3 separate regions of the Homo sapiens genome follow, and regions 1 and 3 are each linked to region 2. The links are chromatin contacts, found by Hi-C or POLR2A ChIA-PET in ENCODE. All regions are on one chromosome and are shown on one strand. Each heading gives the region's core, a stretch centred on a gene start or an enhancer-like site at or near the end of the contact. The rest is flanking DNA. Distances are from core to core; before and after follow the strand shown. Region 1 overlaps GALNT16 (polypeptide N-acetylgalactosaminyltransferase 16). Region 2 overlaps GALNT16 (polypeptide N-acetylgalactosaminyltransferase 16). Region 3 has its middle 19 kb from the start of PLEKHD1.

The links. A loop is a pair of places that touch in the nucleus more often than their neighbours do. ChIA-PET counts read pairs that join two places held with the same protein, here RNA polymerase II (POLR2A). Pooled maps may share reads with other maps.
Region 1: a loop to region 2 is called in a pooled map, with 2.2 times the contacts of the local background. The contact joins two enhancer-like sites. A Hi-C loop is called at or near these places in 1 of 168 maps with a recorded cell type or tissue (endothelial cell of hepatic sinusoid) and 2 of 50 pooled maps. POLR2A ChIA-PET finds 5 or more read pairs at or near these places in 4 of 52 experiments (BJ, H1, PC-3 and 1 more).
Region 3: a loop to region 2 is called in a map of GM12878, with 2.7 times the contacts of the local background. The contact joins two enhancer-like sites. A Hi-C loop is called at or near these places in 2 of 168 maps with a recorded cell type or tissue (GM12878 and OCI-LY7), 2 of 37 single-sample maps with no recorded cell type and 9 of 50 pooled maps. POLR2A ChIA-PET finds 5 or more read pairs at or near these places in 3 of 52 experiments (activated B cell, activated CD4-positive, alpha-beta T cell and activated CD8-positive, alpha-beta T cell).

The regions. Positions count from the first base shown.
Region 1 is chr14:69,280,189-69,283,314 of GRCh38, forward strand. The region is part of intron 1 of GALNT16 (polypeptide N-acetylgalactosaminyltransferase 16); the gene reads left to right. Among named protein-coding and RNA genes, the nearest start is that of GALNT16-AS1, 21 kb to the left of the region's middle. Within about 2 kb of position 1,348, at least 2 of the 41 ENCODE cell types and tissues checked have a DNase peak (open chromatin) inside an H3K27ac peak, as active enhancers do.
Region 2 is chr14:69,353,205-69,356,277 of GRCh38, forward strand. It overlaps GALNT16 (polypeptide N-acetylgalactosaminyltransferase 16), which reads left to right. Exons shown (of 15, transcript NM_001168368.2): 15 at 1-1,262. Among named protein-coding and RNA genes, the nearest start is that of ERH, 44 kb to the right of the region's middle. RefSeq lists enhancers at 1,010-1,109, 1,140-1,639. Within about 2 kb of position 1,332, at least 8 of the 41 ENCODE cell types and tissues checked have a DNase peak (open chromatin) inside an H3K27ac peak, as active enhancers do.
Region 3 is chr14:69,463,602-69,467,027 of GRCh38, forward strand. No RefSeq gene overlaps it. Among named protein-coding and RNA genes, the nearest start is that of PLEKHD1, 19 kb to the right of the region's middle. Within about 2 kb of position 1,335, at least 2 of the 41 ENCODE cell types and tissues checked have a DNase peak (open chromatin) inside an H3K27ac peak, as active enhancers do.

The sequences.
Region 1 (3,126 bases), core at 98-2,597, 73 kb before region 2:
AACTCCCCATTTCCCCTCTCCCTAGCCCTTGGAGGCTACTATCCTACTTTCTGTCTCTATGACTGTGACTACTCTAGGTACCTCATATAAGTGGAATCCTGTAAGTGGTGTCTTTTGTGATGGCTCATTTCATTCAGTGTGGTGTTCTCAGTGTTCATCCATGTTGTAGCATGTGTCAGAATTTCCTTTTTTTAAGGCTGAATAATAAATACTCCTATGTATGTCTATGCTACATTTTGTTTATCCATTCATCCATCAGTGAACCTCCCGGGCTGCTTCGACATTTTGGCTAATGTAAATAATGGTGCTGCAAACATGGTGTACAAGTATCTGTGCAAGACGCTGCTTTCTGTTCTTTGGGGTATATATGCAGAAGTGGAATTCCTGGATCATATGGTAATTCTATTTTTAATTTTTTGAGGAATCACCATAACTTTTTCTTACCGTTTTAGCTGGATAAGGGAGCTGAGGCATCCAGCAGAGTGCCCACCCCTAGAAAGTATACAATGAACATTGTTGCCTGGATGAGGCCCATGGAGGTTGAGTCACTTGCCCAAGGTCCCAGAGTTGGTGGCAGATTGGGGGAACATCCAGATTCGAATCCAGAGGGCAACTCCAGGGCCCAAAGGCTATTTACCTCCAGGTTGTATAGCTCCCTGAGAGGGCCTGGCTCCATCAGTTTCATGATGTTTTCTCTTCCCTTTCCTCCCCTTGGGGAAGAAGCTGAGGTTACAGCCCTTAGGGGAGCCCCCACTGCCTTCGCTGCAGTGAGTTGTAAAGGTGGCCAAACTGCTCATGGCTAATAAAAACACGGAGTCTTCGCCACATGCCCACACCAACCCCCGAGACCAGGGCAGCAGCTGCTGTGCACCAACCCAACTGTGCTACAGATTGCTTTTCCTTAGCTGTTCCTTGTATACCCAGTGGACAGAGTCCGCGATCGTACTTGACCTCCACAGTGCCTGGTCCATCGTGAGCACCTGGGGACTCTGCAGTGGTTGAACCTACAGGGCCTACTGTGTGTCACACCCAGACCAAAAAGCTTGACACTTTCTCTGATTTAATGCAGTGAACAAGGAACTGTCAGTATCTCCATTTTGCAGATGAAAAAACTGAGACTCAGAGAGGGTGTGACAGCTAATCAGTCACAGTGCTAGGATATACAGCAGACATCTGGGCTCCTAACCACACAGGCATATAAAGACGGGGAGAACCTAATTCAGCTCCAGACCTTGTTAGGTGTGCAGGGTCCCACTCAGAGTCCCCAAAGCACCCCTGGATTGGGATGGAGGAAAAGGATGAGAGGAAAAGAAGGACAATTGCAAAGCTGGTGGACCCAGTGCTCTGCTTGTCTGCCCTCCCCGCTTTCAATGTTCTGTGAGCCTGGCGGTGGAAATCTCTCTCCTTTGTTGCCAGCAGGGCTGGAGGCTGCATCCCTGTGTAGTCATGACACCAGCTGAACCCTCCACTCCTGGGCTTCATGTGCTCACGTGACCCCAAGGAGAAGTGGCTTGTTAAAGAACTCTGACGTCAGCCTTTCTCCATCCCAGCACACAGACATGTGCCATTTCTGAGACCTGATATTTTACAAGCCTGTATTGAAGAACCCAATACAGTCTCCCATTACTCCAGACACAGTCCTCTGCCCGAGGGTGGGTGCTGGGTAGGAGCTGAGACTGTCCCCAGTGCCTGTCTAAACCCCAAGTAACCATGAGGGTCATTAAAGAAACAACACTCATTCTGAAATTGCCTCCTGTTGGTAAGTATTTGCATGCACAGAGCACTTCAAAGACTAAGTGTTAGGATTATGAATTTTCATACGTTACATCATGGGGTTTGTCCCAGAGAAACTATGAGAAACGTCAGCCTTGACGAAGACGATGTCTGCACTAGCTGGGCTTTGTTTTCTTTATGTGAAGACAACTCAAGTTGCATGGTGAGGTTTCATCGCTTTCAGAGAGGCTGTAACCTGGGACCACCCGCATCCCCTGGAGGCGATTCCTTGAGTAGTTCCCTTGCCCGCTGCCTGTGTGGACACAGTGTTGTGTGGCGTTGGAGTGCACAGGCCTGGAGTCAACCAGACCTGGATTCGAGTCCCCGACTTTCCTCATCTCCTATTGTTCCCTCCATGCACTGTGCTCCTTCCACACTGACCTCCTTTCTTTCCAACAGGACCTCAAGTTGTCCTGCCCTGGGCGCTTTGCACAGGCCATCCTCTCTGCCTAGAACACCCCTAGCTCCTCAGATCTGACCATGGTTGGCTCCTCTCTCCAGCCCTCTCCAGCCTGTACCTTGCTTTGTTGCCTTCCCCACGATGATCGCCCTTGGAAATGATTTTTTTAGGGTTCCCTTTTATAAGGATAATGTGAACATGGGCCCTGTATCTGCCTAAGTGCGGGCCCTGTATCTGCTCTAAGTGCAGGCCCCGTATCTGCTCTAAGTGCAGGCTTAAGAATTTGTCCTATTTATTTATTTATTTATTTATTTATTTATTTGAGACAGAGTCTCCCTCTGTTGCCCAGGCTGGAGTGCAGTGGTGCTATCTTGGCTCACTACAACGTCCGCCTCCCAGGTTCAAGCAATTCTCCTGCCTCATCCCTCCTGAGTAGCTAAGATTACAGGTACACACCACCAACCTGGCTAATTTTTGTATTTTTGGTAGAGATGGGGCTTCACCATGTTGGCCAGGCTGGTCTCAAACTCCTGACCTCAAGTGATTCTCCCAACTTTGCCTCCCAAAGTTTTGGGATTACAGGTGTGAGCCACTGCACCTGGCCGAGATGATTTTTTATATGTTCTCTACTGCTCTCCATCCCACCTCTTCCACTAGCATTACAGCTCATGAGGGGCAAGGCCATCTGTGGTGTTCACTTCTGTACCACCATATCAGCACCTGCCATGCAGATACCTGTAAATTTGTGCAGTTACCATGGAGCAAGTGATCTCACCTTTCTCAGACTCGGTTTCTTCATCAATAAAATGAGCATGATTAAGGTCACAGAATTACATGAAAAGACACTATGGACACATTAGTACGATCCACAAATGATGGATCACTAATGTCAGTCACTTGGGTTCCTTGAGCGCATCAGGGAGTGCACCTAGTTTAGCTGCATCAGGTCCTGG
Region 2 (3,073 bases), core at 82-2,581:
TTCCCTTCTGGACCAAGAACAGCCCCTAAGTCATTAGGGTTCAACCTCACCCTTATTCCCCTCCCCGCTACAGGAGCCCCTAAGTCATTAGGGCTCAACCTCACCCTTATTCCCCTCCCTACTACAGGAGGGATTTTCTTGAAGGGTCAGCTATTGCACTGTGCTGGGAGGCTGGCTGTGGCTCCTGTTTGTGAAGAGAACTCCCAGTTCCTTTTCACAGCCGCTGAGAACACATCCACACATCTACCCCACGGCCTTGTCTTGGAACTGCTCCTGCTATCCCCACACCCTGCTTCCTCACCCCACTGGCTCTTGGGCAAATGACTGTTGGTACCAGGACCCTGGGGGTCTCCCCTACAAAGCAGACCAGCCTGGGGCAGATATACCTACCACAGGAGCCCCCTGTCTTTCATAGGCCAAGGATCCACATACCCATAGAGTTCATGGATTCTAGAGGGTCTAGGAATCTCTTGAAATTGTCCCTAAAATACTGCATGTGTGTGCATACATGCATTTTCCTGGGGAAAAAGTCCATGGCTTCTAAAAGAGGTCCCTGATCCCCAAAGGGCCTGAACCTCTGCTCTGGATTGAAGCCACTGTCTGCCCAAGCTGCCACCCCCTAATCTTCCTCCCTGGCGTGCTCAAACTGCCATCGCCTGCTCCCTCCACACGGCCCTTGGGGTCAGCAGCCAAGTGTCTGTGGTCCGCAGCACCTGCTCTGGAGGGCTCTCCAGCAGTTTCGCCTCCTGACTCTCACCAGCGTCCTCTCGGCAGCACTCCCGTGCCCAAGTGCACCCCTCTGGACTTGCCAGCGCAGGCCCCTTCGCTCCCAGGGCCATGCTTTGCCTGTCCTCTGTCGTGATGTTTCTTCCGCAGCCAGGTGCAGCCTCAGATCCCCTGTTCATCTGGGAAGCCTCCTGCCACAGCTTAGGACAGAACTGGGCCCAGGGCAAAGGCCTCTCCCCAGAGGATGGACTAGAAGGCCTGGGCCACACTCGGGCATGGACCTTTGGGGCTGGGGAGCCGGGGCTGCGCCTGTTGAATGTAAGAGGACTGCTGACCAGAGGGCCTTCAAGAGGGTCTCTCTGTCCTTTGCTGTGGTCAGATCAGGCTCTGCACTTATCAGCCGGTCCTTTGTGGCAACGCAGCCCTGTTCTGTTTTTGCTTTTCCTCTTCTTGACCAAAGCATGTGCCACTAGCTGTCCTTGAGGACCTCGTCTTTATGAAACACACACCTGGAATAAAACCACTTCTTACATGTCCACATGCACCAGCGCCTTCCTTTCTGCCTCCAGGCCTAGCCCTTCAGCACACCCTCCCCCGCCTCGTGGGGAAAGTCCGGGCCTCCTTTCTGTAAAAGTGAAACTGAACATGCTCAAGTCTAGCCCTGTCCTGCACCTGGTAGCTTGCTCGTCGGCCTCCATGCCCTGTGGTGCCCCAGGAACTCCTGACTGCTCTGGTGGGGGCCAACAGGTGGCCCTACTGCAAGGGCAGGCCTTGGACCAAAACCAGGAATCAGCACAGGTCAGGTGGAGCCCAGGCTCCTGTGGCCTCATTATGGGATTCTACTTGGGGCTTAGAAATGGAAAGCAAATTGCTTCTCCAAATAGGTATTGCCCTGCCGCCGTGCTTGCCTTTAGCCAGCCCTCTCTCCTTCCCTGTGAGCCAGGCCTGTCCCCTCGGAGCTGCCCTCCCCTGCTCTACCACACAAGAAGGCAGTGGTACAAATTCAGGCAGGACATACTTCCTGGGTAAAAACAGCAAAATAATTCTGAAAAGAGTCTTACCAGACCAGCTTTGCTTGATTGGGTAGCAGATGCTCTGCCTAATGTTCCCATGGAAACCAATGGAAAACCCCCACCATGTCTGTGATCAGAAGCTGAACCTACCCAGGTAAAAATAAACGCTGCTTCAACATACATATGAACTGCAGCTGGCAGGCCAGCACACCACTAGCCTCTCCTGGACGCAACCATTTCTGCCCTCAGCCCCACTTTGCCGTGGGGCTGCTGATCTGGAGTTACCCAGAACTTCTGACCCCTGGGCCTGAGGAGCCTGGAGCAAAGCCCTAGCTGGCTGCAGAGAATACACCTTGGCTACAATGTCCAGCTTGGTCTGGGCTTAGGAGCAAGTCACTGTAAAAGACCTTGGCTGCAGCCTCCATTCCCCCATCCACCCCTCCGTCCTCTCAGGGAGCACAGCCCACCACCCACCGCCTACTCAGGGCTCCCTCCTGGCGCGCTGAGCCCCATTTCCACTCTCCATCTATTTTCACCCTCAGCCTTGGAGGGCTCTGGTGCTTGCTTCTCCTGAGTCAGGCTCTCTCCTCTTGCTTGCTCTCCTCCAAACCTACCTCTCCCAAAGCCCATTTTCTGTGCCACCCAGTTTTTTCCCTAGGAGATAAGGCTGTCAGCCTTTAGCCAGGCCCTGGAGGAATCAGCAAAAGCCCCAGGCTGGGTATTAACAGTTACGTCACTGGCAGGAGAGTCCCCCGAAAGCCTATGGGCAGGGCAGCAGAAGGGACTTCTGCACCAGGGCCAGACTCCCATTTGTACAGCAGGGAGCTGTTCCTGAGGATCCCTGGGCCTCTGTGACTTGGCTTCAGTTTTTACAAGGGCTGTTCCCCCTGGCCCCTCAGGAAGGCTGTCTCCATCTGCAGTTGGGAGAAATAACCTGGACAATATGACTGTCGTCCCAGGGTTCCAGCACCCCAAGGCCTGCGGGGGATGTCTCCCAGCACTGCATGGGGTGTGGTCCTTCTCCCACCAGGGAACAGGAAAGGAAACCTGGAAGGGAAAGGCTGGCATTTATAACGTCTGTAATTTCATTGCCAACAATGTTCTCAGTGTGTTTGGTATTTGTGTGTCCCTGTGATGGTCTGAGTCAGTGCTCCTCCAGAAGGAGGGGGCAACCCAGCCAGCTTCTCTAATGGGAAGAGGTCTTCACTGCCAGGCACTTAGGAAAGACCTGGAGATGGATCAGGGGAGGGCCTACTCTCCTGGGCTTGCAGCTGGGCTGTCTGAGTAGCCGACCTGGACTGAGGCTCCAGAGCCATCTGAGGACAATTTCTCCT
Region 3 (3,426 bases), core at 85-2,584, 110 kb after region 2:
TTTTTACCTTATGTCATAGCTCAATAAAAAGTCTTTAAAAGTCAGTGTCACCAGGTGTGATGGTTCATGTCTGTAATCTCAGCCACTTTGAGTGGCTGAGGTGGGAGGATTGCTTGAGCCCAGGAGTTTGAGACCAGCTTGGGCAACACAGTGAGACCCCCATCTCTACAAAAAATTAAAAAAAAAAAATTAGCTGGGGCCAGGCACGGTGGCTCACGCCTGTAATCCCAGCACTTTGGGAGGCCGAGGTGGGTGGGTCGCGAGGTCAGGAGATTGAGACCATCCTGGCTAATATGGTGAAACCCCGTCTCTACTAAAAATACAAAAAATTAGCTGGGCGTGGTGGCGGGCGCCTGTAGTCCCAGCTGCTCGGGAGACTGAGGCAGGAGAATGTCGCGAACCCGGGAGGCAGAGTTTGCAGTGAACCGAGATCACGCCGCTGCACTCCAGCCTGGGTGACAGAGCGAGACTCTGTCTCAAAAAAAAAAAAAAAAAAAAAAGCTGGATATAGTGACATGCACCTGTGGTCCCAGCTACTTGGGAAGCTGAGGTGGGAGGATTGCTTGACCCCAGGAGGTCAAGGCTGCAGTGAACTGTGATCACGCCATTTCACTCCAGCCTGGGCAACAGAGCAAGACTCTGTCTCAAAAAATTCACTTAAAAAAAAGGAAGAATTCTGTTCTAAATTAAGAGAGTCTGAAGAGATGAAATAATCAATTCCAGTGATTAACCTGGATTGGAGGTTCCTTTTTGATTGAACCAGATCAGAAATTTGAAAGTTCAAAAAACATGTTGGGGATGACAGCTGCACAATTCTGTGAACCTACCAAAAGCTATTGAATTGTACACTTAAAAAATGGGAACTCAACATTAAGGGCACATTCCTCCACAAAACTGCTCTCCAGACACCAGCAGCAAGTTCAGGAATTACCAGGTCATCCTTTCTTCTGACTAGCTGGCTGCAAATTTGGAGTTTCCCACAGCCACTCTCTGGTCAGTAATTTGCTAAAACAACTCACAGAACTCCAGAAAAAACTATGTTATGATTGCAGTTCTATTATAGCAAAAAGGACAGACCAGAAACAGAAGAAGAGGTGCCTGGGGCAAAGTCTGAGAGAGTCCCAAATGTGAAGCTTCCCTCATTCTCAGGGACACATTGCCCTCCCAGCATTGAAGCATGAAAATACTCTGACCAGGGACGTTCTCCTGAGTTTTGGTATCCGGAGTTTTTATTGAGGCTTCGTTATTTAGGTATGATTGAATCATTGGCTATGTGGTTGAACTCAATCTCTAGCCCCCTTTTCCTTCCTGGAGGTTGGACTGGTATCACATGACTCAAAGCCCCAACTCTAACTACATGGTTGGCTTTTCCGGGTGGCCAGCTCCCAGCCTGAGTCATCTTGCAAACATAAACTATCCAGGGGTCTTCCGTGAGTCACTGTGTTAGCAGAAACTATCAAGTGGGATCCCAGGAGTCCACCGTGAATAATGAATACTCCTATCACTCAGGAAATTCCAGAGAATTAGAGGTTACTTCCCAGAAACCAAAGACAAAGGCCGCCTAATTCTTTACTACACAGATGGTCAGAGCTGGACACTTAAAGGTGAAACCTGGCCAGGCGTGGTGGCTCACGCCTGTAATCCCAGTACTTTGGGATCACTTGAGGCCAGGAGTTCAAGACCAGCTTGGCCAACATGGCAAAACTCTGTCTCTACTAAAAATACAAAAATTAGCCAGGCGTGGTGGTGCATACCTGTAATCCCAGCTACTCGGGTGGCTGAGGCATGAGAATTGCTTGAGCCCAGGAGGCAGAGGTTGCAGTGAGCTGAGATCGCACCACTGCACTCTAGCCTGGGCAACAGAACAAGACTCTGTCTGGAAAAAAAAAAAAAAAAAAAAGTGAAACCTGAACCAAGACTTGAAAGAAGTGAGTACCTGAGCCAAGCAGATACCTGGGAGGAGAATATCCCAGGCACAGCAAATAGCTAGAGCACAGGTCCTAACATTAGAGCTTACTTGGCTTGTTCAAGAAGAAGCAAAAAGACAAGTGCAGCTGGAATGGAGTGAGGAAAGAATAGTTGAAAAGGAAGGGCTGGGAGCAGTGGCTCACACCTGGAATCCCAGCGCTTTGGGAGGCCGAGGTGGGTGGATCACGAGGTCAGGAGATCAAGACCATCCTGGCTAACACGGTGAAACCCCGTCTCTACTAAAAATACAAAAAATTAGCCGGGCGTGGTGGCGGGCGCCTGTAGTCCCAGCTACTTGGGAGGCTGAGGCAGGAGAATGCTGTGAACCCGGGAGGCGGAGCTTGCAGTGAGCCAAGATCACGCTACTGCACTCCAGCCTGGGCGACAGAGCGAGACTCTGTCTCAAAAAAAAAAAAAAAAAAAAAAAAAAAAATAAGGAAGACACATGGAGGGCCTAATTAAACTGACAAAGTCTCAATGCAAGCACTGACACAGAGATAGTGGAATGAAAGAGCCCAGCAGTAAGAAGCAGAATATTTAAGAATCTAAAATATGGCTAAAGATGACTTAAGGAAAAAAGAAAAAGCCACAGCATAGAAAAACACAATGGTAATTGTTGGGAAATTTTAAGAAAAGCAATCAGATTAAATGCTAGGTTTATACCATATATGCAGTAAATGGTAGCTGGACAAAATAGTGAAATGTTAAAAGAAAAAAATGGATAAAATGGAAGCCAGTGTAAAGTGATACTACATTTCTAAAGAGCATACCAAGAGTTTGAATATATTTATGCTTTTTATCCCAGGCCTTCCACCTTTGGAATTTATTATAAGCAATTACAAAAATATATATTCGCCTAGAAATGTTTATGGGAAATGTATTTTTAATAGCATAAAATTGGAATTAGCCTAAATATACAATAATATATCTCATTGAGATTATGCCAGCAGAGGAAAAAATGGGATGATGTAATCTTATGTGACTGAAAGCTGGAACAAAATTTTGTTTATAGTTAGAAATATTTACCTGTGTTAATATAGTCTAGTAAAAATACATAAATTGAGTGACAAGGACTTTCAGTTATGAGTAACTTATTTCTTGTTACTAAATGGCACATATTTGTGATTATGCCGCTTTGTAATTTTTTTCTTTTTTTTTTTTAGAGACAGGGTCGCCCAGGCTGGGGTGCAGTGGTAGGATCACAGCTCACTGTAACCTCCAACTCCTGGGCTCAAGCAACCCTCCCCCACCTCAGCCTCAGCCTGTAGTTAGGACTACAGGCACACACCACCACACTCAGCTAATTTTTTTAATTTTATTTTTCGTATGCAGAGATGAGGTCTTGCTATGTTGCCTGGGCTAGTCTCGAACCCCTTGGCTCAAGAAATTCTGCTCTGGCCTCCAAAAGTGTTGGGATTACAGGCATGAGCCATGCTGCCATGTCCCATATTGTTTATT